Regions from separate parts of the Homo sapiens genome. Here all the other regions are linked to region 1. The links are chromatin loops, found by intact Hi-C in ENCODE. Cell type or tissue: mammary epithelial cell. All regions are shown on one strand. Each heading gives the region's core, and the rest is flanking DNA. Links, peaks and the distances in the headings are about the cores only.

The links. A loop is a pair of places that touch in the nucleus more often than their neighbours do. Peaks named below come from ENCODE experiments on the same cell type or tissue, not always from the same donor. Only the 100,000 strongest peaks of a DNase experiment are listed, where the experiment ranks them.
Region 2: it touches region 1 in a loop (21-fold over the local background); 8 of 110 quality-filtered maps call a loop at or near these places.
Region 3: a loop joins it to region 1, with 17 times the contacts of the local background. A loop is called at or near these places in 13 of 110 quality-filtered maps.
Region 4: it touches region 1 in a loop (5-fold over the local background); 3 of 110 quality-filtered maps call a loop at or near these places.
Region 5: it touches region 1 in a loop (13-fold over the local background); 2 of 110 quality-filtered maps call a loop at or near these places.
Region 6: a loop joins it to region 1, with 2.7 times the contacts of the local background. A loop is called at or near these places in 2 of 110 quality-filtered maps.
Region 7: it touches region 1 in a loop (18-fold over the local background); 7 of 110 quality-filtered maps call a loop at or near these places.

The regions. Positions count from the first base shown.
Region 1 is chr5:13,476,884-13,481,618 of GRCh38, forward strand. All of the region lies in intron 4 of LOC105374660 (a long non-coding RNA gene), which reads right to left. Among named protein-coding and RNA genes, the nearest start is that of DNAH5-AS1, 380 kb to the right of the region's middle. In mammary epithelial cell, for the core only: a CTCF peak has its summit at 2,187; DNase peaks (open chromatin) are centred at 468, 588 and 2,158; H3K27ac peaks cover 1,294 bases.
Region 2 is chr5:13,955,169-13,959,168 of GRCh38, forward strand. It overlaps a transcript of DNAH5 not described here. Among named protein-coding and RNA genes, the nearest start is that of DNAH5, 12 kb to the left of the region's middle. In mammary epithelial cell, for the core only: a CTCF peak has its summit at 2,086 (motif pointing left); a DNase peak (open chromatin) is centred at 2,103.
Region 3 is chr5:12,290,410-12,295,144 of GRCh38, forward strand. No RefSeq gene overlaps it. Among named protein-coding and RNA genes, the nearest start is that of LINC01194, 280 kb to the right of the region's middle. In mammary epithelial cell, for the core only: a CTCF peak has its summit at 2,403 (motif pointing right); no DNase peak of the experiment used is centred there.
Region 4 is chr5:13,657,828-13,662,562 of GRCh38, forward strand. No RefSeq gene overlaps it. Among named protein-coding and RNA genes, the nearest start is that of DNAH5-AS1, 200 kb to the right of the region's middle. In mammary epithelial cell, for the core only: a CTCF peak has its summit at 2,488 (motif pointing left); a DNase peak (open chromatin) is centred at 1,154; H3K27ac peaks cover 1,649 bases.
Region 5 is chr5:12,900,593-12,905,327 of GRCh38, forward strand. LINC02220 (long intergenic non-protein coding RNA 2220) reads right to left here. Exons shown (of 5, transcript NR_147005.1): 4 at 1,354-1,502. Among named protein-coding and RNA genes, the nearest start is that of LINC02220, 130 kb to the right of the region's middle. In mammary epithelial cell, for the core only: no CTCF peak of the experiment used is centred there; no DNase peak of the experiment used is centred there.
Region 6 is chr5:13,276,243-13,280,242 of GRCh38, forward strand. No RefSeq gene overlaps it. Among named protein-coding and RNA genes, the nearest start is that of LINC02220, 250 kb to the left of the region's middle. In mammary epithelial cell, for the core only: a CTCF peak has its summit at 2,104; a DNase peak (open chromatin) is centred at 119; H3K27me3 peaks cover 219 bases.
Region 7 is chr5:12,702,499-12,707,233 of GRCh38, forward strand. All of the region lies in intron 2 of LINC01194 (long intergenic non-protein coding RNA 1194), which reads left to right. Among named protein-coding and RNA genes, the nearest start is that of LINC01194, 130 kb to the left of the region's middle. In mammary epithelial cell, for the core only: a CTCF peak has its summit at 2,655; no DNase peak of the experiment used is centred there.

The DNA of each region.
Region 1 (4,735 bases), core at 1-4,000:
CATCTCCGGAAGGAAAAGGAAGTGTGTGTGTGTGTGTGTGTGTGTGTGTGTGTATGCATGTGCACACGTGCACACACACATGCATAGTCAGGTGTGTCTTGTGCATTTATGAGTATTCCTGAACAATTTTAACTTCTAAAATGTCACAAGAGTTTGGCTTCTTGTTTATCATTTAAAAAAACCAACTAGATACATTGATCCAGGATGCCAGGATGAAATTTAACTTTCCATGGCACTACCAAAGTAAGTGGACAATGCTGCGGGCTGCTGGTCACCAGTATCTGCATGCCCCCTCTTCATCTTCACTTGGGTCTCTGCTCAAATCCATCACCTCCTCAGAAGCTCACCTACGACTCTCTGATGAGGGAACACACACTCCCCCTGGCCAGGTTAATTTGATGAGTCAACCTGGCTCGGCTACAGTGCCCAATTGTTTGGTCAAATACTAATGACGATGTTGGTGGGAATGTATCCTGTAGATGTGATTAACATCTATAGAGGACTTTAGATAAAGATTACCCTTGATAATGTGTGTGGGACTTATGAAATCAGTTGAAGTTCTTAAGAGCAAAAACTGAGGTTTTCCCAAGAAGGAATTTTGCCTCAAGACTGCAACATAGAAGTAGTGCATTACATCAGCACCATGTGGGAAAGAAAAAAAAATAAAAAGGAGTAGTAGTACTTAGGTTTCCAACCCACCTAGTCTACCCTACAGATCATGGACTTGGCAGCCCGCACAATAACAACCACATGAATCACTTCCTTACAATGTCCGTCTCTCCCTCTCTCCTTCTCTCGAAATACATATATACTTTACTGGTGCTGTTTCTCTGGGGAATACTGACTGATACAGCCTGCTATTCTGTAAGTTTTCCATCTGACCACAGATCTGTCTGTAAGGCAAGGTCACTATATTGAATTGACCTAATCCAATTTGGCCCATCAAGAATGGTCAGATACATTTGATAAATATCACTTGTCTCCAGCAATTAAAGTTACATGGAAGTTTTAAGCCTTCTCTTCTACTACCTGGTTACCAGGGAGTTGTTACAATGAAAATGTGTTTTAGATGAAATAAATATTTTTAAAGCAAACTTTAAACAAAATAAACAGATTTTAGCCTACGTATAGACATACATTCTATTGGTTCTGTTTTTCTGCAGAAGTCTTACTGATACATCCCCTTTCTCTAATTCATCATTCTTCCTAACAATTGTCAGCACCAGCTAAAATACATATGTGGATGTTTATATTTTACTGGTACCTAGGACAGTGTCTGGGACCTAGAAGTCATCCAACTTATACCCATTTATGGGATGCATGGATGAGATGCTGACTTTCCCCAGTCACTGAAATGCTTTACATGAATTAATTCATTCAACCCTTCCTTCCAGCTAGCTCCTTATGAGGCTGATGTCACGTTTTGCTTCCATTTTTCAGGTGCTGAAACTTGGTTGTAGCGAGGTAGAGGGACCCCCCCCAAAAGTCACATAGCTAGCACAGGCGAAGGTGGCCATTAAACCAGGAAGCTGGTCCCCGGAGCCCACGCTCTCAAACACCACATTCTAAATCCCCTTGTGGGAGTTTTCAGCTTCAACAGGATATTGTTTAGAGAGACAATCTTTTTTTTTTAAGTTAAAACCACTAATCACATGTATTAATAAGGTTAAAATATTCTGTTAATTCTGTGATCTTGGGAATCTCACATGATTTGGAGGCACTCTGTTAGACTAGAAATGAGAAATTTTTAATTTAAAGGTGAAAAGAGGAAAAGGGAGTTGAAAAAAAGGAACATTCAATATCATCAGATGTTAAATAGACTTCAGTAAAAATAGTTTCCAAAAAATTAAAATAGAGCAAATTGGCTCACTGCAAAGATTCTAAAAGTAAACAGAGCTGAAAGATCATGGGAGATGTTTGAAAATGAAATATTTCTATCTTCACAAATTATCCTAGTGAGGAAGAAACCAATAAATAAGGTAGCAAAATCTAACAAGAAGGAGGCAGAGGCACAGGGTGATTCTCTAGCAAGCCCCAGAATATGATGCACGATAGAAATAGCGGCCACAATTAAACATTTTCCCTCTGGCCACACCTTCCACCGGGTCGCAGCTTCTGGTTCTGAGTCTCCAAGCCTGCTTAAAAACTGACCCAGAGTTTCTGGAACTCTGTCCCCACCTAGAGGCCTAACAGTAAATAAGAATGAAGGAATTGTAAAATGCAGAGCCGCAGTGCCCAGCGTGTGGCAAGCTCAGTAAACATAGCTATAATCATCACTGATAAAACAGCCTTTAATTATTCTGTAAGCACTTATGAAAGGAAGGGAGCATGCCTAGGAGCCAATAGCAAGTATGTCAGCCATGGAGCTTTCTCTTGGGATACTGCGTCTTGATGTCAGCAACATTTTTGACAAAAATTGCATGGATAGGTTTGTGGTCATCATCAAAAAAAAAAAAAAAGTATGCTGGGTTGTATGGTTAGTTAGCCTGATAGCTGAATAAGCAATGGTGTCCAAACATTGTGGATCTCACATAATACCTGACAACGAGTTTCCATGGTACTGGCTGGCAAGCGACAGATACTGCAAGGCTGGCATAGGTCTGCCCATACCTGATTGGAAGGCAGGTATCTTTATCATTAATAGCTTCTCACTCTAAATGTTTTTCCCCCTCTCTTTACTCTCCTCCTAGGCTTATGTCTAAACTTATTTTGCTACTGGGATAAAGGGGAGAGGAGTCAGCCTCTGTAACAGAGGCAAAGTTACATGTCCAAACTACATACACATCTGACAAAGGCCAGCTGCAGAGACCAGAGGGGCCAGAGCTGGTATTTGCAGATGGCAGCGTGGCCTCAGGCCCCCAAGTGAGCACTGCCTATAAAACTGTCTGACCTTGGAGGTGTACAGGGTTGGTGTGCTATGGTCAACTCCTCACCCCCAGCAAGGGGTCTACCCCAAAGTCTTTGTGTGGAATTCCTTTGTCTTTGGGGAGATTCTTTGGGGGCTGCCTAGAAATCAAGACCTTCCCTAGCTACATATGTTGCCACAGAAAAGTCGGATTTCCTGTCCTACCAACCTAATCCCCACAGGAAATGGGTCGGACTTAAGGTTCTGGAGATGGCCATGATCTTCTCCCAACCAGCTCTGCCATGTTTCTATCTTCTATAAGACTTCCCTGGTGCCATTGGAGCTTGTCTACGGGTACTGCCACGGAACAACCACCAGATGAAATTAAGTCTCAGGCCCCAAGTTCAGAAACACCACAATCTTTAGGGGAAATATGTCGAGTGGCCCTTTATCCAGTGATAAGAGAAAGAGCCACTGCTCTCTGAAGACCCTCAAAAACATTCTGTTCCTAAAGACCCCTCATTTCCCTTCCAAATCTCTGTGAAGTCATCTCCTTAGAGTGTAGGGGGGAGACACAGTGAGGCTGTCAGGTCCTTCCGTAGTTCTGGCTCAGGTTGTTAAGGTCTCCGTTGAGCCCGGACATTCACAGTCAGTGCGAGACTGGAAAGCAGCATTTAATGTGTCAAGTTATTGCTACAGAAAACACTGTATATGACCACATTACACCTGCTTAATACAAGTAAACAGTGGGATGTGGCTGCCATTAGCTATATGCTATAAAGATAGTGAACTGTTTATTGTCACCCAGGCCCTCTGCTCCCTGGCCCACCTAAAGCACTGTGCTGGGCGGACCAAAATGCCTTCTCCTTGAAAAAGAGTTTGAGAAAGCAGAGACCCGTTCGGGATTGAGTGCTGTCAGGAAGGAAGGGGGAGGCAATTCAGAGCTCTGATCTGTCATTTTTCCCTAGGAGTAGGGAGGATTTAAGAGCCCACTGCTGTTAAATCACATAGCACAAGCCCAAGTCTTATACTCTGCCTCTCCTAACTGCCTCTTACTTAGAGGCCCCATGTTTCCTCTGATGCTTATTTTCCCACATTGACACAAGTTTAATAAACCTAACTTTGACTCTAGTGAATTTATGGCAATCTTTGGCTAATGCAAATGGAAAACCAGACACTGTTGATTGCAATGTATTGTTTGAAGAGGATCCCTTGTCTTCTCAAATTTCACTGTGCATATAAATCAAATTGCGGTCTTGTTAAAATGCATACTCAGATTCAACAGGATGACGGGGGTGGGGCCTGAGAGCTTGCATCTCAAGCATGCTCCAGGTGATGCCCTTGCTCCTGGCCTGAGGCACACACTGAGTAGCAAGGATCTGGTACACTGGATCTCAAACCAGATATTTTTTTAAATCACCTGGAGAGCTGCAAAAAAATTACTGAAATTTGGATCTCACTCCCAGAGATTCTGATGTAATTGCCACCATCAAGGCAGATGATTCCAATATGCAGCAAAATCTGGGAAATATTTTCTACTATCTTATCATAGAGTGTGGAAGGCATTGAGGAGCTAAAATAGCAATTGCAAAGAAAACTGTACAGATAAACCAGGGCATGAGAAGGAAGAGAGAAAAGATGGAGAATTTAGAAGCATTTTGCATTTCTGGGATCGCAGAAGTAAGAAAGTTGAGCCAGGAATAGTGGGATGCTAAGTAAGGTTATAGGTCTGGCTAGAGTGTGCTTAGTGCATTCTGTGTTACGCTGGTAATAGGGCTCTTACCCTGTGATAATGATGATAATGTGCAATCTACATGTAAATTAAATAAATAGTAATAAAAGACAAGAGTTCTGGGAGTATGGTCAGCTCCACCATGAAGAAAGGTCAGG
Region 2 (4,000 bases), core at 1-4,000, 480 kb after region 1:
ACAAGAACTGGTTGTTTAAAAGTGTGTGGCACTTCCCCCCTCACTCTCTCTCTCTCCTGCCACCACGGTGAGATGTGCTTGCTTCCTCTTTGCCTTCTGCCATGATTGTAAGTTTCCTGAGGCCTCCCCAACCGTGCTTCCTGTTAAGCCTGTGGAAACATGAATCAATTAAACCTCTTTTCTTCATGAATTACCCAGTCTCAGGTATGTCTTTATAGCAATGTGAAAACAGACTAATACACCAAGAGAACTCAGCATCCTCAGTGGGTTTCACTGCCAAACAAAGAATGGAAGAAAACAGGGTGTGTCCAGCTCATTACATAATAATAACAAATGTAAAGAAACAAAAATTGGAGGGGTTAATTCACTGAGTGATGTAGAGCAGTAAGAGAAAATCTATTGCTTTTTTAATCCAGGAAATACACAAAGTTGAAAACAGCAGTCTCCTAGGAGAAAATGTGAGGCAAATATGACTAAAAGAACTAAGGCTGAAGGCAATTTTTCTCCAAACTGTTATCCTCATTTGGGAATTACTTTTTTCTCTTTAAGAAAAAAAAGAAAATTAATAAAATGGAAAACATTTTAAATCACAAAAGTTTGTCCTACGGAAGGTTTTCAAAATAGTAAACAATCTAATTAGAGTTTATATTTCCCTAATTAGTTCTATTTAACTCTGGTAGAGATTAAACCTTTTTAAAATCAGTTCAAAACTCTTATTTCAATATTAAATTTTACTCTAATATACAGGAGAAAAGCAAGACATGAGGGGAGGGAAAGTCCTTGCCAAGAGCGTGCAACAATGAAGAAAAACAGAACAAGAATCTCCTACCTTCCCTGCAAACCACCACCGCTGTCCACGCTCACCAGTGGGGTGGTACATGCTCTTCCCTAAATGCACTTTCATAGGGTCTGACACACACTTCATTCCATCTCTGCTGGTCACTGTCCCATTCACGTGTCAAGAATCTGTTCCCATGGCCCTTCCTCTATAGCATTCTTCCCGAATCTTATGATTCCCTTCTCTGAAATTCTACAGCTCATTCCTTGAATCTAATCATTTTCATACTAAATAATAATTACATTTTAGAAATAAACTTTATGCTGGGATATTTTTTAAAATAAAGACTATGAATACTGTGACTAGCACAATATCTGCCATATAACAGGTGCTCATTAAATATATGTTGAATGGTAATTTTTAAACATCATCTATACTGTGTATAGTCATCAACCAAAACTATTTTCTCTCATTAAGTAATACCTCTATTCTGTTTTTATCCCCTTGAAGGTGTCCTTTTTCATGCCATTGTTGTTCTCATTTTTGTTATTGTCTTTTATCTTTGTTAACTTGTTGCTATAGATAGTGAGTTATTTGAGGATATGCAGTAAAAGAACTCATAAGTAAGTGTAAAAGGCAAATCCCAGCCCCTCCTTTGAGTGTCACTCTGCCCATGCGTGCCCCTAGTTAGACAGAAGAGAGAAACTGCTTATCCTGCACTTCTACGTTCCTCTATTAGCAGAGACCGAAGTGTGAGGTTTACAGCATGATTCAACTGCCACATTTTTTCCTGCATAGCAGGTGCTCTTTTTTATTATCATTTTATTGAGTGATTATCAAATGGGATAGAATTGCACACTGAAATTTCATGAACTGAATTATTCATAAAAGTGAATTTCAGTATACTGAGCATCAACTTACCATGGCTCAGCTAAGGTTCACAAATATTTTCCTTACAGAGAATTGTTGTTGCAATTTTATTTGTAGTGCAGGGATGTCAAATTGGCAAAGTTCTACTATTAGTAATGGATCTACAGTCCATGAAAACAACACTGTACCTCAATCAACAGACAGGTTTATCTAGCTTTTTTCTTTTTAAGAAGAAATCCTCAGATTCTGGTTACAAGATTTACAGCATTTCAATCTCATGCCCTATAAAACCTTATGTTCAGAGGTTAATAAAATGAGATTAATCCAGAGATACTGCATGTTGAATTCTTTTCTCCCTTCAAGCACAATATGCTAAACAAAGCACAGTCTACACTACAGAAGGAGAGACTCTGGAAACAGCTGACTACTAGTGGAGGTTAGCTGCCATCCAGTGGCTGAAAGTATAACTCACCCATTAACCATTAGCTTGAAGAGCTAAGGAAATACAAAACAGACCCATGTCTCATGAGTACATCAAAGGTTATCAATTATTTACACTTATTGTCTCATATTTACAAAGAAGACAGAACAGTGGGAAAGTTACTGAATGCTTTAATGAAAGAGAAGCCAGTCTTCTCTTTTTCAATTCTAACCCACAAGAAACTTGTCTTTATGTTCTGATGATTTCCCTTTCAAAAATTTCCAATTTAGACATTTTCTCTATCTATATCATATGGCCCAAGTTAAATAATAAAATAATTATAAATAATAAAATATATCTTACTGTGTGGAAGATGGTACATTGAAGAGGCAAAAACTTTTATCTCAATCTTTAAAGAGGAAAATATGTAAATATATCCATATAGTAATCCCAATATTGATAGTTACATAGTGAACTCTTTGAGTTGATTTTGATCATTTCCTCTCATTTAAAATGTAACATCATCTTTTCTTTAAGATCATTAACTGCTTTTAAGTAATTCCAATACCTGTATTTTTAAATATACTTTATTATTATGAAAATAATAAAAATTGATTGGAAAATAGAAAAAATCACCATAATATGAACACTATTAACATATATTCTTCTACTCCATGAGCAATAAATATTCTAGCTCCCGTTTTCTTAAAAATAAAATACACACATGTATATGTATATATGTATATATACCTTTATTTTTAGTTTAAAATGTATCATGTACACATTCTCATATTATTGAATATTCTTCAAAATATGATCTAACGATTGCATAGCATATCAATTACATAGGCCTTGATTTATTTAGCCAATTTTTTTTTTACTTTTAGATTGGTTCCAATTTTTCACTATTATAAATAACAGTATAATGGATATCCCTGCATACAAATCCTTGGTATAAATCTCTATTTATTAATTTCAATAAATTATTATAAAATTCATCTCTCCAAAATTATACTCTTTGATTTCCATGAGAAATTTAATGTAATTTTGTTCATCTTTACAAATATGGTAGATGAGAAATGGTAAGTTGCTGTTATCTTCTTGCAAGTTTAATTTGCAAATCTTTGACAAGTGAAGCTGAACATGTTAAAATTATTTACTGGGTATTTGTGTTTTGTTTTGTTTTTATTTTTGTAAATTGCCTGTTCATGTCCCTTCCTATTTTTCTTCTGATAATTTTCTTTCCATTGATTTTATTTTTAAGACTGGATAAAGATAACAGCACACATCCAGAAAAAGGAATAGGTGCCTCAATATTACTCTTACATAGAGTAGAATTAAAGACAAAGGCATTAAAGATTTGGACCAAGACAGCCATTTTATTTTCGTAAAAAGTAAAATTAACTATGAATATATAGTAGCTATGTGCCAAAAACCAGTACTAAAATAAAATAAGCAAAATCTGTTAGAACTACAGGTAACATTAACAAAAACGATAGTTAAAGGATGTTCTAATAGAATGTTTTAACAGGAATATACTAAACCTTAAAATCTCCCCCAAATTATTATCTTACAGTGCCATAGATAGTTAACAAAATTAATCATTAGAACACACAAAACCTTAATGCATTTTAAAGAGAAGTCACACAAATCACAAGCTCCTACAATGTTATGTCAGAAATTAATCATGAAGGAATTTTATGTTTCTCAACAGCCTTTTTGTTGTTGTTGTTGTTGTTGAGATGGAGTCTCCATCTGTCACCCAGGCTGGAGTGCAGTGGTGCGATCTTGGCTCACTGCAACCTCCGCCTCTCAGGTTCAAGCAATTCTCCTGCCTCAGCTAGAATTACAGGCATGTGCCACCACGCCCAGCTAATGTTTGTATTTTTATTAGAGACGGGGTTTCACCATGTTGGTCAGGCTGGTCTCAA
Region 3 (4,735 bases), core at 374-4,373, 1.2 Mb before region 1:
TCCAAAACGCAACCAAAGTCGAAAATGTCTATCATGGAAGATTCCCAGAAAAACACACTTCTTCATCAAAACTGATAAAACATTGACTACTGAGGTATTTGGGGATTTAGCATGCAACCATCTATCATATTTTGACAAGATAATTGATGCTATGCATGGGCAGTAGAACCATGTAGAAAGAAGTTTTGAATGTCGAATAGTTATCAAAGCAATAAGAATGTTGGGCAAAATTTAAAACACCACAAGTAAAAATTTATATTTAGTATATACATATTTTAGTTATATGTTAACATATACTAAGCCATTTATTCAAATATAATCATGGGATGGTTGAAATCATTCAATAGAAATGTATAATCTTAAATTCACTGAGATTACTCAATTTCTTTAATTTATGTAAAATCATGTGAAGTACATGGGCCTTGGAATTCTAATGATAAACCAAATCCAGACATTGCTTTTGGGGATTTCAAGGATAAAGTACATAAACATAATGTATGAGAATGCGTTGGCCCGTCAACAAAATATCCTTCTATTTTTACATAGCAAGAAAAAAATCATCAATTCTCCAGTTGAATGGAAAAGTGAAATATATGTAACTCCACATATATGTAGCACAGTTGCATACAATTGTATACATATAATTATTGTATTAACAAAGATACATAAAATTATTGACCATATAATAATAATTATATATAATTACATACATATATATATATATATATATATATATATATATATATATATATAAAATAACCATGCCCACTTAACATTTTTATCCAACTATGTGAAAACATTTACTATGTTGAGTTGTAGGGTGACAAGTCCAGGGTAATGCGTGGATCTGTAGTATCAAGATTAAATTTAATAAGTACTCTGCATGCAACCAAATAAACAAATGAAAACAAGTAGATAGAAGCTGACTGTGTGCCTTGATATCATGGATCCAGACTATAGGATATAGATATAACATCAACTTTTGGTAAACCTTTCATTTTCAACACTTTGCAGATGAATTATCATATACATTTTGAAAGAAATCCCAATGGCACTCCTTAAAATATTTCTGGGTTTTCAAAAGTGAGGCTTTTGCAAAGATTCTCACCTCTCAATATGTCTAATTACTCTCTTTGTGCATTGAGACCTACCAGGCTCTTTCAAGATTCAAAGCTAAAGTTAGAAACTCAATTTCAAATGATATCAAAGCCTGTTCTGATCAGCACTTTGGTTTTTAATATACAATGAAATGCTTGAAAATCTAGGCAAATTATCATGTTAAATCATAGGCACCTGTCAATGTTTCAGCCTTTTAAACACATTTTATTGCAAGTTATTGAGATTATAGCAGTTAACTGTGAATTTTCAGTTTTACATTTGTATGAAAATTAGAAACAAATTAAATACTAGAGACAAAATGTGTTGGTTTGTTTTTATGAGATATAAGTATTATTTGGTATCTTATACCCAGTAGTGTATCTGCATTTCATCACTTAAAGCATTTTTACTTTGATTCGTCTGAAACACAAACACAAACACACTCACACACACAGTGAAACTATGAATGGTGATATGACTGATTAAAAAAATCTCTGATTATGCCTTGGAATCAAATCTGTCATTTACTCAAAAGAATCTTGTTCTTGTACATAATTGCATTCATTTATGACTAGCAGAACGCCATTAACATATTTGTAGTTTCTTTTAATTTCAGAAAAAAATATTGCATGGGACATACTTTTACTAAAATTTCTTCTTTGCTAATCTGAAGTTCTAATTTAACAAGAATCCTGTATGTTATTTGCTAAATCTGACAAACCTACTAATGGTAGAGAAACTTTGGAAGCCACTAAGATATTCATCGATGGAATATTTTAATACAGCAAACACATATATAGAACTTAAAACATGTCACACACCATTCCAATCACTTTGCACATTTCTCTAGTAAATTTCTTGCATCTTGAATCCTATTTTGGTGTGTGCTTCTCAGAAGATCCGAACTAACACAGAAAATCTCTTTGTCCAGCTTGTCTAGAATGTTGCTCGTAATGTTAGATATCCTTCTTATGCTATGAATTAATTACAGCTCTATAACCATGCCTTGAAAACTCTGGACAATATTGGAGGTTAGTGGTGTGTGTTATCCTTTTCCCCTCTCCTAATGATTTCTCCACCTGGGAAACAGACTGGAATTAGCAAAGCACATTTCCACCTGACTTGGGTATTATACTAGTGATTTTTGCCTTATGTATCATATGCCTCGATATTTATTGTCATGAGATTTTATGCGTTTCGTCACTACCAATCATCCCAGATGTAAAATAAGAGTGTGCCAGAACACCTGGCAAAGTATAACAGCGATGTTTCCTTAACTCTGCTGGGGTATCCATAAACTTCAAACACTAGGGGGCAGTAAGGCAGTGTTATTCATTTCTACAGACTTGAAACAACTCTGGAAGAGATTTCCCAAGCAGATGGTCAAGAGAGCTATTTTGATGAGGTTTAATTTAATTATTATTTGACGCTATTTCATGTTGAAAACTACAAAAAATTTTTTACAAGCACCTTTCTAAATGGTTCTATCATTTGAAATTCTGTAATTTCATTTGTTATTAAAAAATAATGTATTGATTAATTTGAAGACGTGAGGAGGAATTCTTTAATTGTCAAAGAAAAAAGTACTTGTTTGTTTTCAAAAAATCATCTTTTAAATGTCATGTAGAGTTATTCCAATAACATAGCATTCTGGAAAAGCAAACTAATTGGTACAGAGAACAGATTTGGTGCCCAGAGGATGAAAGTGGAAGGAAAGAAATTCTGGAGATAACGAAACGTCTGTATTCTAATTGTGGTGGTGAGTATACAACTATAGTTTTGTCTAAACCTACAGAATGTACACTAGAAAGTGTAATTTTACTGTATACATGTAAAAATAAATTAATAGATGCATATATGTTGTTTGTTGCCCAACAATTGTATATTTTGATATTTATTGAAATATTGCTACTAGATCATGGAAGAATTTACTAGCAATTAAAGCACAGTTAGCCTTGCATATATCAAACAAGGGAATTTCATATCCAAGAAAGAAGATATAACAGTGCAATATAAACAGTCTATGAAATAATTAAATCATCATTTGTATAAGATGAGTTTATTTATAAAATAAAAGAAAGAAAACTTGAAAATAATTATACGAAAATCCTGGAAATGACAGTATAATATTTGAAGTAAGAAATAACTTTTCCTAACTGATTGCTGTGTGTTGAAATATTACTTCTAAGTTACTAAAGATTCTTTTAAATTGAATCCCACTTTCTAGCCCAAACAAAATATAACAATTACTGAACAAAAACAAAAACAAAACAAAAATCAGCTTGGTAAGCTTGTGGACTTGGTCAGAGTTCACTGCAAATCTAATTCATAGGGATTACACCATAAGACAGACAAGTGCAATTACCATGGATGCTCTTGCTGAAAGTATAAAGCATCTAAAAGAATCCACAGCTATGACATATAGAATGCAACAGCCTAGGATATTTCATGCCTCAAAAATAAGATGAAATAATTATGAAAAACATTGAAATAGGTCTAAACATTATTTGTATAGGAAACTATTATTAAAAGGAAATTGAAAAGTAGTCATACAGTAATCCCTAGATGTGAGAATTTAATATTTGAAATAAATATGTTATATGAATCAACTAATAAACACTGTTAAATAGACACTCAGTGAATTGGAAAACTGATGTGAAGAAATCACACAATAAAACACTGAAATATAAAAAGAAAACATTAGAGATATTAGGTAAGTTGTAAGAGATATGAAAAGAAAATGGACGCATGAGGGGTGCCTGTCCATATGGATAAGACAGGGCTATAGATGCCCTCATCTTGCCACAGCTCTTCTAGGCCTCTTTAGGGTTAAGGCCTAGGGTTAAGAATTTCTGGTCAAACCGGTTGTCTAGCTTCACGTCCTGTTTCTATGGATTGTTTGTAACCAGCTTTTGCTGCAACTGTTTCTGCTGATTAATATCTTGCTAATCATAGGTTATGGAAAGACGGTGTTTCTGTTTTAAAGCTCTGTTAGAAATTACTGATGCACACACTATATTGTAAATTCTTACCTCTGTATACCGTACTTCTGCATACAGATGTTATGTTAAAGAATTACTTCATCCCCATGTGACCATCACACCTCATAATCAAATGACCCTAAATCCCTCACTAATCTACCCTCGCCCTCACTAAACTTAATAATAAATGCTGGTATATCCAGTGCATCGTTGGCACTGTGGGACCAGAAGGCAGTGACCCCCCTGGACCCAGCTTTCACTATCTTGTGTGTGTCTATTATTTCTTGACCTGCTGATCCGCCTGGGAACAAAGAGAGACCCCCACTGCATTGTGGGCTGCTGGCCAGATCCCACAATACTATTCTACTGTTTAGTTTTATGAGATAAACTTTTTTAGATTTCATGTATGAGTGAGGTAATGCAGTATTTGTCCTTCTGTGCTTGGCTTATTTCACTTAACATAATGTCCTCCAGACTCATCTAACCTGTAAAAAGTGACAAGATTTCATTCTTTTTTAAAGCTGAACAGTATTTCATTGTGTAAATATACCACATTTTCTTTATTCATTCATCCATTCATGGACACTTAGGTTAATTCCCTATCTTGGGTATTTTGAATAGTGTTGCAACAACACGAGAGTGTACACATCTCTTTT
Region 4 (4,735 bases), core at 415-4,414, 180 kb after region 1:
GTAAAATTTCTAGTCTGAAGTACTATTTAATTTATCAGAGTTGATTAAGTGAAAAAGCTTCCCTTTTAGAGCTAGTATGCTAAACTTACATCATTCACCAAGCACAGAAAGAATACCTACCCTGGGCTTGCTTTAGATAAGTGGCTGTCAAAGTGTGACCCCTGTACCGGCACATAGATCCTACGCACATAGATCCTACTCAACTCAGTTCATGTTGGGTGTTTCTGAGGCATTAGGAAGCCCAGGGTTGGAGGCCTTTTGAGTATCTAAATCCCTTCTCCATAAGGTAGACTTTCCCATTGTGGTACAGTGCTACTGATCCTGGGACCTCTTTACATCAGTGGTTATGAACCCTATTTGCACATTAGAATTTCCTAGGAGTCACCTAAAAACTAGGAGTCTCTAGCCCCACCCACAAAGATTCTAATTTAATTGCTGTAGGACAGGCCTCAGGCATCTGGAATGTTAATAGGATGAGAGTGATGAAAACTACTGCCTCATACAGTGCTCATGGAAGTATCCATTGGGATAAATACCTCGGAAACTGTTTTCCAGTAACCATGAACTAAACAAATGGAGATCCTATGATTCTACCCCCAGGCACACAACTAAAGTAGTGCATGCATATATGCACAAAAAGTCATGTACAAGAATGTTCAGAGCAGTATTATTTGACCTAGCATCAAATGGAAACAACCCAAATGGCCAACAGTGAATGGCTAAATAAATGGTGGTATATTCATATGCTGGCATACTATACATCAATGAGAATAATGTGCTAATGCTACACACACAAGTTGAGGAATTTCAAAAACATAATACTGAACAAAATAAGACAGACACAAAAAGGTACATGTGTTTGATTTTATTTTTGTAAAAAAAAATCCATAATGATAGAAGTCAGAATACTGGTTATTACAGGGAATGGTAATAACTGCAAGGGGCCAAAAAAGCCTCGGGGGTGCTGGCAATGTTGTTTCTCAATCTGAGTGAGCTTTACACAGGAGCGTTGATGTATGTTGGTGCCTCTGAGTCAGAGATTACCAGGAACACACCTGTAGAGAACAGTTACTTTTCTTACTTGCTGCAGCAAGAGAGATCAACACTATGGTAAATTGTGGTATGTCTCCGAAGAGAAGAATTAGTCAAGCCGTGTTCTTAATGTTTTTGATGTTGAAATTAACCACAGGACAGGACAGGCAGGGAATGGTCTGAATTTGTAAACTGGGGAGTGTCTGGAACAGTCAGGCATCTTATCTTTAGAACACAGGATCCCTTTGGAGTCACTGTTGGGTCAGTTTACCCCATTGTCTTGAAATACACAGATCTGAATAGGCTGCAGTTCAAGGAGTTTGAATCTAGTCTACAACACACCGGATGGTTTGGTTTGGTTTGGTTTGGCCCAACTTTTCTACTTTTGCAAGTTATAGTGTAACCTCTTTTGAAAAGTTGATTTTCTGTTTCAATTCTCCATTCTTCTTCCTTCAGAGTTCTTCTGCCAGTAGGGCAAATTTTATCTTTATTAGTACGTATTTGTAGACTATGTATTAATATATATACATTTTATTGAATTTTACACTTAAGATACATGCACTTTCTTGACCTATATTATACTTGAATTAAAATTCGATAAAACCAAAAAAAGAAATAAATTTCCTCATTTCTACTCTGCTTCTCTTCTCTTTATGTTCCATGGTTGTTAGTCCATCTTCCCCACTGTAATGTAATTCCTTTTCAGTCCTGTGATCAGGCTGGATACTTTCCAAGTCCTCCTTGGGAATGTGGCCGCCTCTGAGCCTACACATCTTTCCTGAGAAACAAGCTCTCCTTTCCTCTCTAAGACCTATTCTCTCCTCTTCCCACAGGACACCCTCTGGTTGTGCTAGGATTTCTCACAACCCCTTACCACGGCCTCTCTCAGAGGAAGGGAAGAAGGAACACACATTCCACCTTAGGTTAGCATTATACTTATCTGTTCTATTTTCCTCTTAAGTTCCATATATTTCAAAATGATGTTGTTAATGTGGCTGTGCTGTTTATTTCAGAAACTTTCCAGCTCAGATTTTACCATCTGGGCTTCTCCGACTATGAGAGATAGATATGCACATACCCAACACCCACATACGTCTTAACACCTTTTCGCAACATCATAATATCTTCTGTGAGTGCTACCCAGGTACACATGATCTCCTGTTTTATTACGATATCCGAAACCAGGAGGCTCTTTCTCTCTATGATATCTCAGAATGCACTTTTTGTTACGTGGGGCCAAAAAAGAAGAGAAGAAAGCAGATTTTTTTTCTATCAGGAAATTTATTTCTTTCTTTCTTCATTCTTTTCTTTAATTGTAGATACACTGATGTAACATATTTCCCGGTAGAAAGAAAAGTTCTTATAATTTACTTAGCAGTGGTTATAAAGCTAATAGGAGAAGCCCCTTGTGAGGATTTGTAAGACTACTTTGCTGACACCTACTGGATAGGCTCTTTTACACGAACTATAAACTGCAAGTAAGGCAACAAAGATTCCCTACTCTAATTGGGATGCACAAAATATTTTTTAAATAATAAAATAAATAAAATTATTTTTATTCTTTGTGTAATCCAAATAGATTGATCTTCTTTTTTTTTGTTTTGTTTTTCTTTTGTTCTTTCTTTCTTTTTTAATTTTTTTCTTGGACAGGAAATGTATAAAGGCCAAAACATTTCACATTTTTCAGCTTGGAAAGAAGTTCCTCTTTTCTTTAATATGGTAATGAATGGAGAAAATCTATTTATACTTAACAGGCTGTACCTAAATTGTCATATTCCTGCTGATAGATCTCCCAGCTTAAAAAAAAAAAGATGAGATTTTAAAAATATTATGTAAATTAAACAGCTGGTTTCTACTGAGAAGTTAATGTGCTCTCTTCAGTCATTAAGTAAGGCCCTTTTATTCCCAACCAGACACTTATGAGCATCAGGAATTCCAAAACAAACAAGAGATTTATTTAACAGTTAACTAGAGCTAACAAAGTTCTAGTTCTTAGAGCTGTAAATTTAAACCCTGTAATACAATTTACAACTACAGTGGAGCTTAAGATTTGCCTGATTCAAAATTTTCATTTTTAAGTTAAGAAATAGAAAGGTCTAAGATGAGAATGACATAAGATGTTAGAGTTAAGCCTGGAACCTAGAACATGAATCTCAGGCCAGTGCTTTTCACACACTTTTTAATATATCATTGGCCCATAAATGCTGACTTATTTATCCCTTTATAGCAAACTTTTGCATACATATGGATTAAGAGAATTTCCTACTTCAACTCATTGGCTTATCAGATGCTAACTAACAACAGGGCATTTGATCTGGTGAAAAATATGGGGGAAAATGTATTAGTTATCTATTGATACATAAGCAAAAACCACAAACTTAGCAGTTTAAAACACCACCTATTTATTATCTAAGGGTTCTGTAGATAGTCCTGTAATTCCTGTGTGTCAGGAGTCTAAACATGGCTTAGCTGAGGCCTCTGCCTTAGGGTCCCAAACAGCTAAAATCAAGGTGTTGCCTGGGTCTGTGTTCTCATCAGAGGCTGAACTGGGTAGGACCTGCTTCAAAGCTCTGTCGGATTGTTGGCAGAGTTCATTCCCTTGTCACTGTGGAAACAAGGGCCTCATTTTCCTGCTGTTTGTAGGACAGGGACTGCCCTCAGCAACTAGTGATTGCCTAGAATTCCTTGCAATGTGAGCTTCCCCAACCAGGCTGCTCAATTCATGGAAGCTTGCTTGTTCAAAGCCAACAAGGAAGAAAGAGATCCCAGCTAACCAGTGCTGAAATTTTATGTAATATATATAATCATAGAACCACATACATAAAAATCACATAGATTTTTTCCATATTCTATTGGCTAGAAGCAAGTTACAGACCACACCCACACTTGAGGGAAGGGGATCACTTGTGAGACTGAACACCAGGAGGTGGGGATCTTAGGAGCCACTCTCAAGTCTGTCTGCACAAAAGAGATCCAAAAATACCAGACTCCCACTCATATTCAGCTTGCATTTAAAAAATATGACAGTGCCCACATATATAATTTTGCTTGGAAAATGCTAACTGGTGTATATTTAATTTAACCCGACAACACCTAAGTGCAGCCGGTGCCCTAACACATGGACACAGGAAGGGGAACATCACACACCGGGGCCTGTTGTGGGGTGGGGGGAGCGGGGAGGGATGGTATTAGGAGATATACCTAATGTTAAATGAAGAGTTAATGGGTGCAGCACACCAACACGGCACATGTATACATATGTAACAAACCTGCACATTGTGCACATGTACCCTAAAACTTAAAGTATAATAAAAAAAAATAAAATTAAAAAAAAAAAGAAATAGCTCCAAGGAAGAGCCCTGAGAATGGAGGCAACCACTGCCCATTCGCCATCACAAACTGCAGGACCCCACACTTCTTTTGGCATGTTCACACACTCCCACCACTCAGAAGAGTGTGCATGCCCTTCAGGAAGAGAAGGGAAATGTGGCAGAGGAAAGCTAGTTTCAAGAAGCTACAAAATAGGTAACATGAATAACATAAGCCCATGTGCATGAGCATTACAGACACATAACTATTTAAAGTTTTAAAACTAATTCTTCCACGGGGAGTATGGCCAGAATATTTACTGCCGATAGTATGCCACATGTTTTGAACACCTATTTCAATTGTCTTGATTACATTTTAAAATAACACCCATTTG
Region 5 (4,735 bases), core at 293-4,292, 580 kb before region 1:
CCTGGTCAAGATGATGAAACCCCGTCTCTACTGTAGATACAAAAAATTAGCTGGGTATGGTGGCAGCTACTCAGGAGGCTGAGGCAGGAGAATCGCTTGAACTCGGGAGGCAGAGGCGGAGGCTGCAGTGAGCCAAGATCGTGCCATTGTACTCCAGCCTGGGTGACAGGGCTACACTCCATATCAAAAAAAAAAAAAAAAAAAAAAAAAAGAAAGAAAAACAATAGTATTGGTGAGTTTGAAGAATATTTTAAAGGGAAAGTAAGAAAGTAGCGAGCACACAAAAAATAAGACATCTTGTTGGATAATGGTCTATTTCTTGTTATATACAGTTTTAGAGAAGGAATAGGAATTTCATAAGAAATTTGAGAAGACAGATTGGATCTGCAGCCATCAACTAAGGTACCCACACTCAAGTCTGATGTTGAACGACTTTTGTGTATCCAGTTATCTGAAGACAGAACAGATAACCAACTATCTGGGGACTCTCCTTCTAGCTGGGGTACTTAAATACAGCCATTTATGATTATAAGAAGTTTTGAAAAAGTAAGAACTTCCTTTCCAACTGAACAGAGAAAAAAGAGAACTTTAGGGACCTACTTTTGTTTGTTAGAGTATAAGAAATAAAGTGGTTTTGCTAGATGAGCGTAAGAGGTCAAGTCCTGTGGGTCCACGTGGTTGTTTGTGCCAAGGCTGTATAGAAAAAGAATGTTGGCCAAATAGCAAACTCCTTGGTGAATGGCGTCGAGAAACCAGGAAGTGTGTTGGTGTCAATTACAAAATAAGAAAAGTATAGTTAGTATCAATATTCAGAAACTTAAATAAGGATAATTTCATGGCCAAATGAAAAAAAATCATCATTGAGAGAAAGCAACACAGAGCATCACTGTCTATGTTCTGCAGTGTGTCATGTCATGAGCACCCTTACTACAGAGACTGACAGGAATAAGAGGCAAGTTCGAACAGAGGGTCTTCAACTTCCCAAGTGACATTTTAAAGGTCCCAGCTGATGTCATGTGCCTGACAAGTTAATAGACATTAACCTGTGAGCAGTACAAGAAATAATCTTCTTGAGAACATGCCCTGGTGTCTCCAGAAAAAAATTTTAGTAACAAGAGGGGTTGTGTGTCGTGTAGAATGTGGACTCATCTTATGGACTTCTCTCTACTAATGGGGCCTAGGGATCTCACAATTTCATATTGAGGGACAGGCATGCCTTTAGAGAAGATTGTGAAAGTGGCCTTTCAGAGGAACTCTTCCCATACAGTGGACAGCAAGATTTGCAGATTTGTTCCATGAGTCATCCCAGGTTGCTTCCTGTCTCATCCTCCAGAACTAACTGCTAGTAGTTACCTGTATAAATAGTTGAATCTTCTCCCTCTTCTCCATGTCCACTTTATTTCCTCAGTTGTCCTCTTGATGTCTCACCTGGACTATTGTAGTAGCTTCCAGGTTGATCTACCTCTGCATATACATGCTCATAGCTTTGTATCTGTTTTGAACTGAAAAGTTTTATAGAAAGGAACAATGAAATGATTGAGCCTGACAAGGACAGAGGATGGCCAGTGAAGGGACACTGTGTACCCTCCAGTATAGTCATTTTAAACTACCACCTATCACTTTGGACCAATTTTCCCATATCTGACTCCAATTGCCATTTTCTATTCTTTAGATTTTATTAAAAAAAAAAAAAGCATAGAGAGAAGGCTAATTTATCACTACCCTGGAGTGATTTCTTAGGGGAAAAACACCTGCAATACTTGTATTTTCAAAAGAGAAGACTGTTTAAAGTTTTTTTTTTTGGAGATAAATACTTCAGATGTGCAACATGGTACACATAAAAAGAATATCATATTATAAATAACAAACTTCATATTCTTGTTGTTTTCCTTTCTATATCTTACCTCTTGCTCTCTCAGAGATGTTCACATCAGGAACAAATAAATGAAAGGAAAGACTAAAATAAAATTAAAGAAGAAAATAAGATATATACATCTATGTGTGTGCATGTCTGTGTTGTGTTGTTAGCTTTTGACATGTAATAACTCTCCCCAAAATCTAATGGGTTAAGATGATAACTAATTATTTAGCTCACAATTCTTCTTTCTTGTACTTTTGACCTAATCTGGGCTTGGCTAATCTCGTTCACTCATCATCTGCAGTCGGTTGGCAGGTCAGCTCAGGGTGGCTGGTTCAGGATACATTGCTTCACACTCATGTCAGCAGGTTATGTAACTGCCATCAAGAGCAAAAGGAGAGACTGGACCATGTGTCACTCATAATCCAACAGACCGTTTCAGTCTGCTCATGCAGCAGCAAAATTCCAAAGGCAGCAAGAGGTTTTCCAAATCTCTCCTTTCATCAAGTCAGCTTCTGCCTCACGGGCCAAAGTCCAGAATTAGTGTGAAGGGCACAACCCAATGTGTGTATCCATTTAAAGAGCATCAAATTAATATGCTACAAAAGAATAAACTTAATAAATGTTGTGAAAAACATCTACAATAGAAACCAAAACATTGCTTTGTTAAATTAATGGAGATCAAAATAAATGGAGACATATTCTATGTTCATGTTTTAGGAGTCAATGCTGTAAAATGTAATTTCTCTCCAAAGTAATCAGTGAAATTAACACAATCCCAGTCACAAACGCAGCAGATTTTTTTTTTTTTGATGAACTTGGAAAGTTCTTCCTAAAATATGTATGAAAATTCAAAAATGTCCAGTTGTCTGGAAAAACAGTACTGTTGGGTAGCCTAAATTACCTGACATCAATAATTATTATAAACTAATTCTAATCAAGATTATACAGTGTTAGCATTAAGGAAGGAAAAATGGATTAATAGAACCAAATAGAGAATACAGAAATACAGCCACACTTACACGGCCACATGATATTTGACAAAGATTCCAAAGCAGCACAGAAGGAAAATAAAAGATTTTTCAGCAAATATTTCGTGACAGCTGGACATCCATATGGAATAAAATTAACCTTGAACTCTATCTCATTCTATGTACAAAAAGTAGACCATATGCCTAAACTTAAAAGCTAAAGCAAAAGGAGCTTAGGAGAAAACTAGTTTAGTAGGTTTTTGCCATAATTTCTAGTAGACAACATTTTCCTAGGACACAAAATGTAGTAAAAATAAGGGAAAAATGGATAACTTAGACTTCATCAAAACTAAACAATTTGCTCATCAATCGTCACCCTTAAAAATATATAAGAAAGTCACATTCTAGGAGAAAATATATGCACAACATAGTCTAGAAACATCCCCAATGGGCAAAAATTTGAACTGTTTCATTAAAATATGTAAATGACTAATAAGCACTTTAAAAATGCTCATGCTCAACACCATTAGTCATAAAAGAAATGCAATTTAAACCACACCAAGCTACAAATCCCACAGAAAAGCTAAAATGAAAAAGACTGAATGTACAAATGTTGGCAAGGCTGTGGAACAACCAGAACTCTCATCCATTGTTAGTGAGAATCCCACAGAGTATAGAAGTTAATTATTGTATGCCTATAAAAGATCTTTAACAAGCAGAATTCATTTAATGTTAAAAATTCTTCAACTTGCACTTAGCATTCTATTATCATTTTTCTTTTCGTATCCTAAATGCTCGTTTCTGATTTATTACAGGAAGCTGTATTCTCAACACCACTGGTGGCCTTGATGTGTACATGCACATGAGACAGATCCTTATTAACTCTTTAGAAACTTTCAGTGATACTGGAAATAGGAAAACCTTTAATTTGCTCATTTATTTGTGTATTTTCTGTGTACTAAACTTGCTACTGAAGACAACATTCTATTTTATGTCACCTAAACCTCATGCCATCCAAGTAAATTACTGGTAAATTCTTCATCCCAAAGGATGATTCCTGCTTAATTTATATAAACAGAAAACTTCTAGGTTTAGTGGACAAAAGACTAATTTGAATTATGAAAACAGAGAATCACAGCCCCTCAATCAATTTCCAGACTTGAGCCAGTTTACAAACCCAGAATCCCTTGAATGAAGGGGAGGCCGGGTCCCCTTGAGAAGGACCCCACTGCACTACTGACAATTTATTCTGTTAATTTTTCCACTAGCCATCCCCAAGGAGACCTCCAGCCTTCTACCAGGGTAACTGTGCACTGGGGAAAGGGAAATGATCAGACATTTTGGGGACTATTGGACTACTGGACTACTGACACTGATTCCAGGGGACCCAAAACATCATTGTGGTCCTCCAGTTAAGGTAGGGGTTCCTGGAGGTCAGAAAATTAATGGAGTTTTAGCTCAGTTCCGACTTACAGTGGGTCTCCAAACTCATCCTGTGGTCATTTCCCCAGTGCCAGACTGCATAGTTGGCATGGATATACTTAGCAGCTGGCAGAAACCCCACATTGGCTCCTTGAGTGGTAGGGTGAGGGCTATTATGGTGGGAAAATCCAAATGGAAACCATTAGAGTTACTGATACCTAGAAAATTCGTAAATCAAAACCAATATCGCATCCTTGGAGGGACTGCAGAGATCAGTGCCACCATCAAGGACTTGAAAGAAGCAGAGGTGGTGATTCCCACCACATCCCCATTCAACTCTCCCATTTGGCCTGTGCAGAAGATAGATGGATCTTGGAGACACCATAAGCAGAAAATGCAGTTTTTTTCTTCTTTGACTTCTGGTTTACAGAACTGTGAGATGATAAATTAGTGTTTGTTTTGTTTTGTTTTGTTTTGTTTTGTT
Region 6 (4,000 bases), core at 1-4,000, 200 kb before region 1:
ATTACATGACCTAGATGGATGATACAAGTAGCTGGAATGTCGGCCTGGTGGTAGATAGATGTGTGAGTAAATTCACAGGGCTCAAGCAGTCATCCTCTGCCTTTGCACAGAGAAATCTGTTGGTTCTTGTGCACTCAGTGGAGCATTAAATAACCAAAAGGGTTAACCTGCCTCTGAATCATTTAATTTCCCACAGGCACAATCCTGTTACAACAAGCACCTAATCTCTATAGTGTACAAAAGCTTTCCAAATCCCACTAGGCCAATGGCTCACAAATTTCAAATTATTTTCAACACAACAAAATGTCACTGAAACAAGATAATTAATTCTATCAAGGTACACATTGATTAAGCAGATACAGAAGGAGTTAAGGAGATGCTGGAAAAGTTCTGTTTTGCTGAAATGTGTGATGATTGAGGTCATGCAAATAAATAATGGACTTAGAGACTTTAGAGAGGTTTACTGATGGCTGTCTTGGTTATGCAGCATACTGCCACAAATAAATTCTGTCTGGTATGTTCTACTTGAACAGTGTTTGTGTAAGGATCTTTCCTGCATGTTTGTTTTGTTTTGTTCTTAATTTCCATTGTGAACCAATAGTTTCATAAAATACAAAATATAATAAAAATGAATTACTATTAAAATAAAAAAACAGGCCGAGTGCGGTGGCTCACGCCTGTAATCCCAGCACTTTGGGAGGCCGAGGTGGGCGGATCATCTGAGGCCAGGAGTTTGAGACCAGCCTGGCCAACAGGGAGAAACCCCATCTCTACTAAAAATACAAAAGTAGCCGGACGTGGTGGCGCATGTCTGTAATCCCAGCTACTTGAGAGGCTAAGGCAGGAGAATCACTTAAACCCGGGAGGCAGAGGTTGTAGTGAGCTGAGATCGTGCCATTGCACTCCAGCCTGGGCAACAAAGAGCAAAACTTCATCAAAATAAATAAATAAATCAAAACAAAACATATAAATAAGCTCAAATTTTTAAATAGTTTCAATGGACATATTTCAACAAATTTTTCAGTTGAATATTTGAATATTTTGTTGAAATACTTTGTTCAAATATTTCAACAAAAGAAAACAACTTAAAAACCATAACCTTGTTTACTTAAGATGTGCACATGGGCAATTAATAGAACTGTTGTTACACACAAATTTCTGTTACAAAAAAATTGCTGTTACACATACCCGGAAGTTATAAGTGATGTACTAATTACCTGTATCAAATGCCTGGACATACCCTTTGAAGGAATACCAGGCATATCAATGTTTACAGTTTTCAACATAATAAAAAAGCTTGCTTCTTTATCTATATATTCTAAATTAAATTGATCACAAGGCTATTTCTGGGATAATGTATATCAACTCTTTTAACGGCTTTCTTTTAAAAACAAATAAAAACATTATTCATAGAGAATTTGGTTACATAGAGGCATATTGATGAGAAAAGATTTTAAAGCAATTTCTTGGTATAAATTTCAATAAATTAGTCTATAAGATTTGTTTTCAATTTAAATAATCTTTTGATGAAAACAAACCAATTCTGGGTTTCATATGTCAAATTCACTTGAAGATACCACACACAGTAACGAGCTCCTACTGCGTGTGACAACTACAGTTTATGCCATAAGTACCATATAAGAAAAGTTCGACCCACCTGAACCCATCTAGATCTATCTGTTCAAGGAAAAAAATACATTGAACATATGTTTGGATATATTAGTAATATCAAATTCCCTTAAGTTTCTGAAGTCTTACTCTTAAAGCATCTATTTATCTTATCAGTGGACAGCTGCCACTCCCCGAGAAGCACTGAACTAGAGAGTGCAATGGTCTGGCTAGAACGCATATTTCACAGAGACACAGAAGACTCTGGCTGTCACTTAAAGCACCAACAATCTATATTTTTGCACATTCTCCCCTTTTTTCATCAGGAGCTTCTCTCCTTTATTCTCATTTCAATTTGGCCTCATTTCCACTCTACTCCACTAAAACTATTCATTTGCTCTAGTATCTTAAAATGTAAACATTTAGTGTGAGTGAATGTATTTCTATAGGAAATTTGAACTAAAGAAATGGCTCTTATGGACCACTAGGGGCAGTAGACAGAATAGGCAAGATTTGAACGAGCTATTCTCTCCAATTGGGTGAAGCCATCTTGACTTTGACAGGGACTGCCAGGAAAAGGCACCTTTACGTCACCCTGGAGAGGATTTAATTTTCTCAATGGAAATAAGAAAACTACTTTTTTCATTGTTGTTTCTTTTTCTTAATCTGTTATTCTATCTTAAATTAATTCCCCCCTTCTAAATGCTCTAGGTGGAATTTGGGACTAACTTTGGCAGAATTTGAGACATTTACATCCTTTGACCTTTAAGATTAGCTGGGTAATTGAATTGGTGGAGGACTGCACAAAACTGGCTGTGCAAAATAAATAGGTACTTCTTTTATTTATAAGTGATGGAATAGCACTGCTCATAATACTTGCTGCATGGTATATACAACACTCTTAAGCATGTCTTTATTAACTACTAACAGTAGGTCTGAACTACTTGAGTAGCTTAACTCAAGGCAGGCAGTTGTACACCTTGGTTTAGGGTAGGTATGATTTTCAGTTCATTGTTCCTATTTACCTCTTTGAAGTGCACATTCAACAACTGCAGAGCTAAGGTGCGACGTGGAGAGTCTTGGCAGATGGAAAGAGCTGGGTTGTCATGCATGGCAGTCAGAAAACAAAGCCAAGTACCCTGGCAAAGTATGGTGTCTCCATGACCTCACTCTTACCAAAACAGACTGTATCCCTTTGGAATCTCTTCTCTGACCATTGTTTGTTTTCTTTGGAGGGGTTTGGGCTGTTCTGGAGATAATATGATTAATCCTAATTAGCATTGGCTTCAGAAATTAAGCTCATTGGAAGGGAAGACAAGCCTGGTTTACACTCTCCTATAATTATTCCTTCAGGATTCCTTATATTCTGCAACAGCTCTACAAGTCCACCTTTTGCTCCCTATTTATGTGTTATAAAAATTATCATAGTATTTAAAAGACATTCCCATTATCTGACAAAATGTACATTGCTAAAGCCAGCAGATTCTATGGCTCATGATAAGCCAAAGTGTTTTATTTCATTTGTTTCCAGGTTAAAATGCACTGTGAGAGAGATACTTGCCATTATTTTCATGAACAAATTCCCGGAATAAATTACTGCGTATCTATGAAGTGCAGATAGGTTTCCTGGCTTCAAAAGGTTCTTAGAATGCTTCTCTGGTAGCAAATAAATTTAACTTATTTTACATATTATTTCACACAGAGCATTGAATGAAAATATTAGTTACAAAAGTATTATAATTAATGTTCCTATATTTGTTGGGCAGATAATTTTAGTCTTCACAGGAGCAGTTAATAATTCTATCAAGTAAGAACTAATTCCTGCACTTTGTTTAAACTATTTAGTTTTAATCATAACAAGTTTCTTCCATGAAAGGCTATCAGTGTAAAATACTTGAGAGGACAAGTGTATAGTTACTCAATTATAGAAGTATGCGATGTTCTTAAATTAAGCGTTGAAAACACAGGATCCTCTTTCTTATGCTTTAACAAACCTACTAATTTAATGTCCATATTAAATGCTCTATTTACCCAGAATTTCCCATCTCTAAATTACTGAGCAATATTGAACATCAAGACATCTCTCTAATACTTAGAAATAAGTGATAACATGAAATATTGGTTCTCTTTAGAGTAGGACAGAGAAAGCAAAAGGGAATATACATTGATCTTCAATATTAGATATCTCCCAGGCTACAAATTTATACTTCAGCACTTCAAATAAAATGTTTTTACCCCTCTCCTTCTTTATCTTTCATCACTCTACCATTATTCTGCATTAGTCCAAGGGTTTTTTAAAATCAATTTTAATAGGATAAAAAAGAGGAATGGTATAACATAAACTTTTTATCCACAAAGTCAATAAGGTACTGTGGCCAAAGGAAGGAAGATA
Region 7 (4,735 bases), core at 370-4,369, 770 kb before region 1:
TTGCTCTGTTGCTCAGGCTGGAGTACAGTGCCACAATCATAGCTCATTTCAGCCTCAGACTCCTGGGCTCAAGCATTCCTCCCACCTCAGCCTCCCAAGTGGATGGGACTACAGGCATGTGCCTCCACACCTGTCTTGTACTTAAATTTTAAGTTAAATTGAGTTAAATTTAATAACTAGATAATTTCAATTATACAATCATCACTACATTTGCAAATACATCTTTTCTACAGTATTTAAAATTATCTGTTTTAAATAATACAGACGATTTTTTCTTCTTAATCCTCCAGAGTAATATATTGCATAATACATTTAAATATAATTGGCCTGAAATTTTTAAATTTCTTCTGATGGAAAAGATATGTAACTAACTTAAATATTTCCAGCAGAAATATGACAAAGACTATTGCAATAATCTTATCCAGATTTTGCATAGTTATGTTTTAAAAATCTGAGGTAAATTTAGGAATATTTTGATTTATTTTTTCCTTTACTTTCAAATATATCAGCTTTATTTTCATATGTAATCAGAGTGCTTTGAGAGCTCATATCTTCAGGTGACGATAATACCTTAATTCTGAGGCTTGCTAAAATACAATATACTTTGCTCACTAGGAGAAACCACTCTTAGTAGCATCATATTTTTTCTTATGGATACTTTCCTCCCTTTCAATATCTTGGAATATTTAAATGGCTCTTACGTCTACCAGTAGTAGTAGTGGAAATCAGAAGTGATCAAAATTCTTGTTATATTTTGAGGGCTGGGTAAAAGAATTTGCTAATGGGCTGAACATGGGATATGTAAAAAAGAGAAGTGTTTTGAATGAATCTAAGGCCCTATTAAATAAAGAGATGAGATGTCAAGTCTTTATATATAAAAATAATGCAAGAAGAACAATTTAGGAACTGGGAAGAACAGGATATGTATAATCATGATGTCATCTTTCATAGAGAAAAATACTTTTTCATGTCTACTAGAGATAGAATGAAAATACTTCATAGAGGATTGTTTAATAATTTTATAAAATGTTCAAGGGATGTCAAGTAAGTTATTTTTATGGAACTGGAATTCAGGAAAAACATCTGGTTGGTCTGGTCTATACATTTTGAAATCATTAGCAGTTAGGTGATACTGAAAATTCTGAGACTCGATTAGACAACTTACAAAGTGAGTATAGATAAAGAAGAGAAGAATCATTAGAGAAGGTCCTGTGAGGGTAAAAAGATGGGGAGAAAATGGAAAAGAAGACTAAAAGGGTAGTTATAATCTGGAGAATAACAAAGGAGAATGTGTTCTGCTGCTATGCAAATGAAACGTTGATTTAGAAGAGAAAAATCCAACTGTATTAAATGAAATTGAATAGTCAAATACAACCTTCTCCTACTTCCGATTTCAGCTGCTCACTTCTATGGTCATACCTTAGCCTTGTCATTAATAATACGGAAATCCTTCAATTATCTAAATATTATCTCCCTTTTTCATGCCAACTTCTCAGTTTCCACCTTATTGCTTCTATTATCCCAATTTAACTTTCCTTCAATGATACTAGGACTCATAAGCCATTAGTTTTATCACCTATTTAATGTATCACAGTCTCATATTCCTTTATATAACATTGATTATGTGGTTAATCTTATAATTATTCCCCTACCAATACCAACTTCCCTGTCCTACCTTGTGTATTGCTACATTGTATCTCTGGTTGAATTCAACTATATGCCTGTCTCATGCTTGTGCCCTCAGTGCTGAACATGGCTGGAGAGGCACAAAGGACAGCAGAGACACTTGGCTGTCACTCCTCACTGGTCAGTTACTTCACAACATATGCAGACCGCTTAGGGCCCAGAATTTGTGCATTGCCTTAGGAAATTCACTCTCCTTTCTCCTGAAGATATGTAACAAGATCTGTCATATGTCTTAATCCTACATTGCCTTCTCTTCCTACTTAATTGGGAAATAATGATAAGCTTTCTTCTGTGTTCAATGAGAAACTAGGAAACAAGAAAGCCATAGTATTATCCAGTGTCACCAAAGTTAAACAGGTTTCTTCCAGAGTATAAGCCACTGAACTTCTCTTTTTTATTTTTATTTATTTTTTTTAGAGCATTAACTTTAGAAAGCTTGTACTAGTAAATCCTTTCTCTGCCCATTTGAGATGTAAATCTTTTTTAAAAGCCTCTAACCAGTTCCAAACCCAGGAATGTCTTTCTCAAGGACCTGGGATCCATCTCTTGGAAATGTAATCATCAGGGAAGATAGAGCCCCTACCTCCCAGCCTCTGTGGGAGAAGAGAAGCCTAATTTCAGCAGGGGTGGCTTGCTCCAAGCTGTTAAACTACTCCCTGTCACGAGGATAGAAGAAAATTTACTTATCTTTTTTGGCAAAGCTAATGGAGAAACGTGAGGGGCCTGGTGATGGTTATTACTACATCTCTGAAGCTAGGAACTATTGGAACGCAGATGCCCAAGTCAGAAGCTCAAATTCTCTCTCCAGGACTGCCACCACACATTTCTGAAGGGCCACTACAAGTCAGAAAAAATATATAAAAAAGAGTAGGAAAAGTCATTTTCTCTCAGATTGGGAGTCAGATCTCTCAATCTGAAGGTAAGTCAGTTGAAGAGAGAACCTGAGAAATGTGATCTTCAGGCTTACCACTGTGGGGCGCATAGCATGCTAGAAAAAAGTAAGTATGAGGTTTAGAAGTGGAGAAATATACACTTTCCAAAATAGCCTCTGGATATTTAGTATTTAACCACATTTAAATGTACCCTTCTATGCATAAATAAACTTCTGTACCAGAAGAGCAAAAACATTATGCATCTACGTAACAGGAAGCAACTGTCTTTGTGAAAAAACAAGGACACACTTAACTTGCCCTCCAAAGTTGAGACAAAATACCTCAAGAGACCCTGTGTTCATTTCTGGTTATGTTAAATACCCCTCCTCTTCTAGTTCGTTCCTCATATAACCTGCATATTCTGTAACATAAAGGGAAATTACAGAAATGATCACAATCGTTGATATATACGGCGCGATTGTGTAATTTGTCTTTGAACGCTTTTGAGAGTGAAAGGATATAATAACTACTCCTGGATAACAAGCAGTAACTAGCAATTTTCTGGGCAAACAGGTATCTGTACTGCACTCTTTATATAAAATCATTTTAAAATGGGAAAGAAAAATTTGATTATATGTTTAAGTTTATTACAAATATGAAAGGAAATTTACATAGAATTGACTATTTTTATATAAATGGCCATATTTGATCTTTATCACTTTTCTCTTCCATTATGTTGTATTATTCTCAGCAAGTACATCAGTAAATTGTTACTTACATAATGGGGCAATTCAAATTTTAGTTTTGCAGGATATGAGACATTGTTGCTATTAGATTTATAAGGTTACTGTAATCCTAAGAGTACTAAAGATCCCTCAAGAGGATGCCCTGAGTTCCAGACAGATTCTTTATGTGCATTTCTCCTGATAAACACATTTAATTATACCAGGGTTTACAGGAATCCCTTAATTTCCTGTTGGCTCAGTATCAAAATGGTCAAATATTACATTATAACCGTAAAGAATCATTGTGAGCTTTGAAATAAATCTTTCTTTGGAATTAAAATATCAAAACCACTAAAATTCAAAATATTAGGGAAAGATTTAAATGAAGGTACTGTTACGTATAATAACATAAGGCATTCCCACTTAGATTTTAATTTCATGTATTCTGGCTTTGAGAAAAGCCATGCCAAATGTTGCTCTCTAACTTAAATAATTGATTATGTTCTTGGGGTAACAACTGAAATTTCTGCATTTCACATAGCTGCAAAATGATTTTCTTGTTAGAAAGCAATGTTGTATAGGACAGGATAAGAGTGAATTGCAGGAATTCTGAGAAGATGGTGGCAATATAGATGGAAATGTTTAATCTTCCCGGACAAAGCAACTGGAATAATAATTAAAAAAAACTACACGGACAACATTTGCAACAAACGAACAAACAACTAGGTCTGTTTCAGTTATATATTGCTGCAAAACAAATCACCTTACATATAAATGCCTTAAAACACACTTTGTATTATCCCTCACAACTTCACAGGTCAAAAATTTGGGGAGGGCTCAAGTTAGTAATTCCACTGTATGTTGCATTGACTGAGGTCTCTTAGTGATATTCGACTGGCAGCTGGTCTGATCTGAAGGGCCAAACACATCATCCCTTACATACCTGTGACCTTAAAAGGAAGGGCTGAAATACTGAGGTCAGCTTGAACTATCAGTTAGTTGACCTACTCAAGGACTGTCCTTCATATTATCAAAAGGGAGAAAGATTTCCTATGTGATAGCTCCAGGCTTACAGATGAGCATTGCAAGAGAAAGAAAATAAAAGCTAGTAGTGTCTTGAGGAATGGTATGGTGTCATTTGCACCATCTGCTGTTTATTTGTCTGAACACTCATGAGGACCTCCCGAGTTCAAGGTACAGAGCATAGACCTCATCTTTTGACAGAAAAAAAAATGTTAAGAAGTGACAGCCATATTTAATCTGCCACACTAGGTGACAACACATGCTAATAAATGCCAAAATATGAGCAGGTAAGAATAAAACAAAACCAAGACAATTATTGCATTGTTACGTTAAAAGAAACAGGAAAGGCAGAAGTGCTTGTGATGTCCCAGAGAAAGAGAACCCCCAAAGTGCTGTTGCAGTGTCACTGGAAATTTTGGAAGCAGAAAT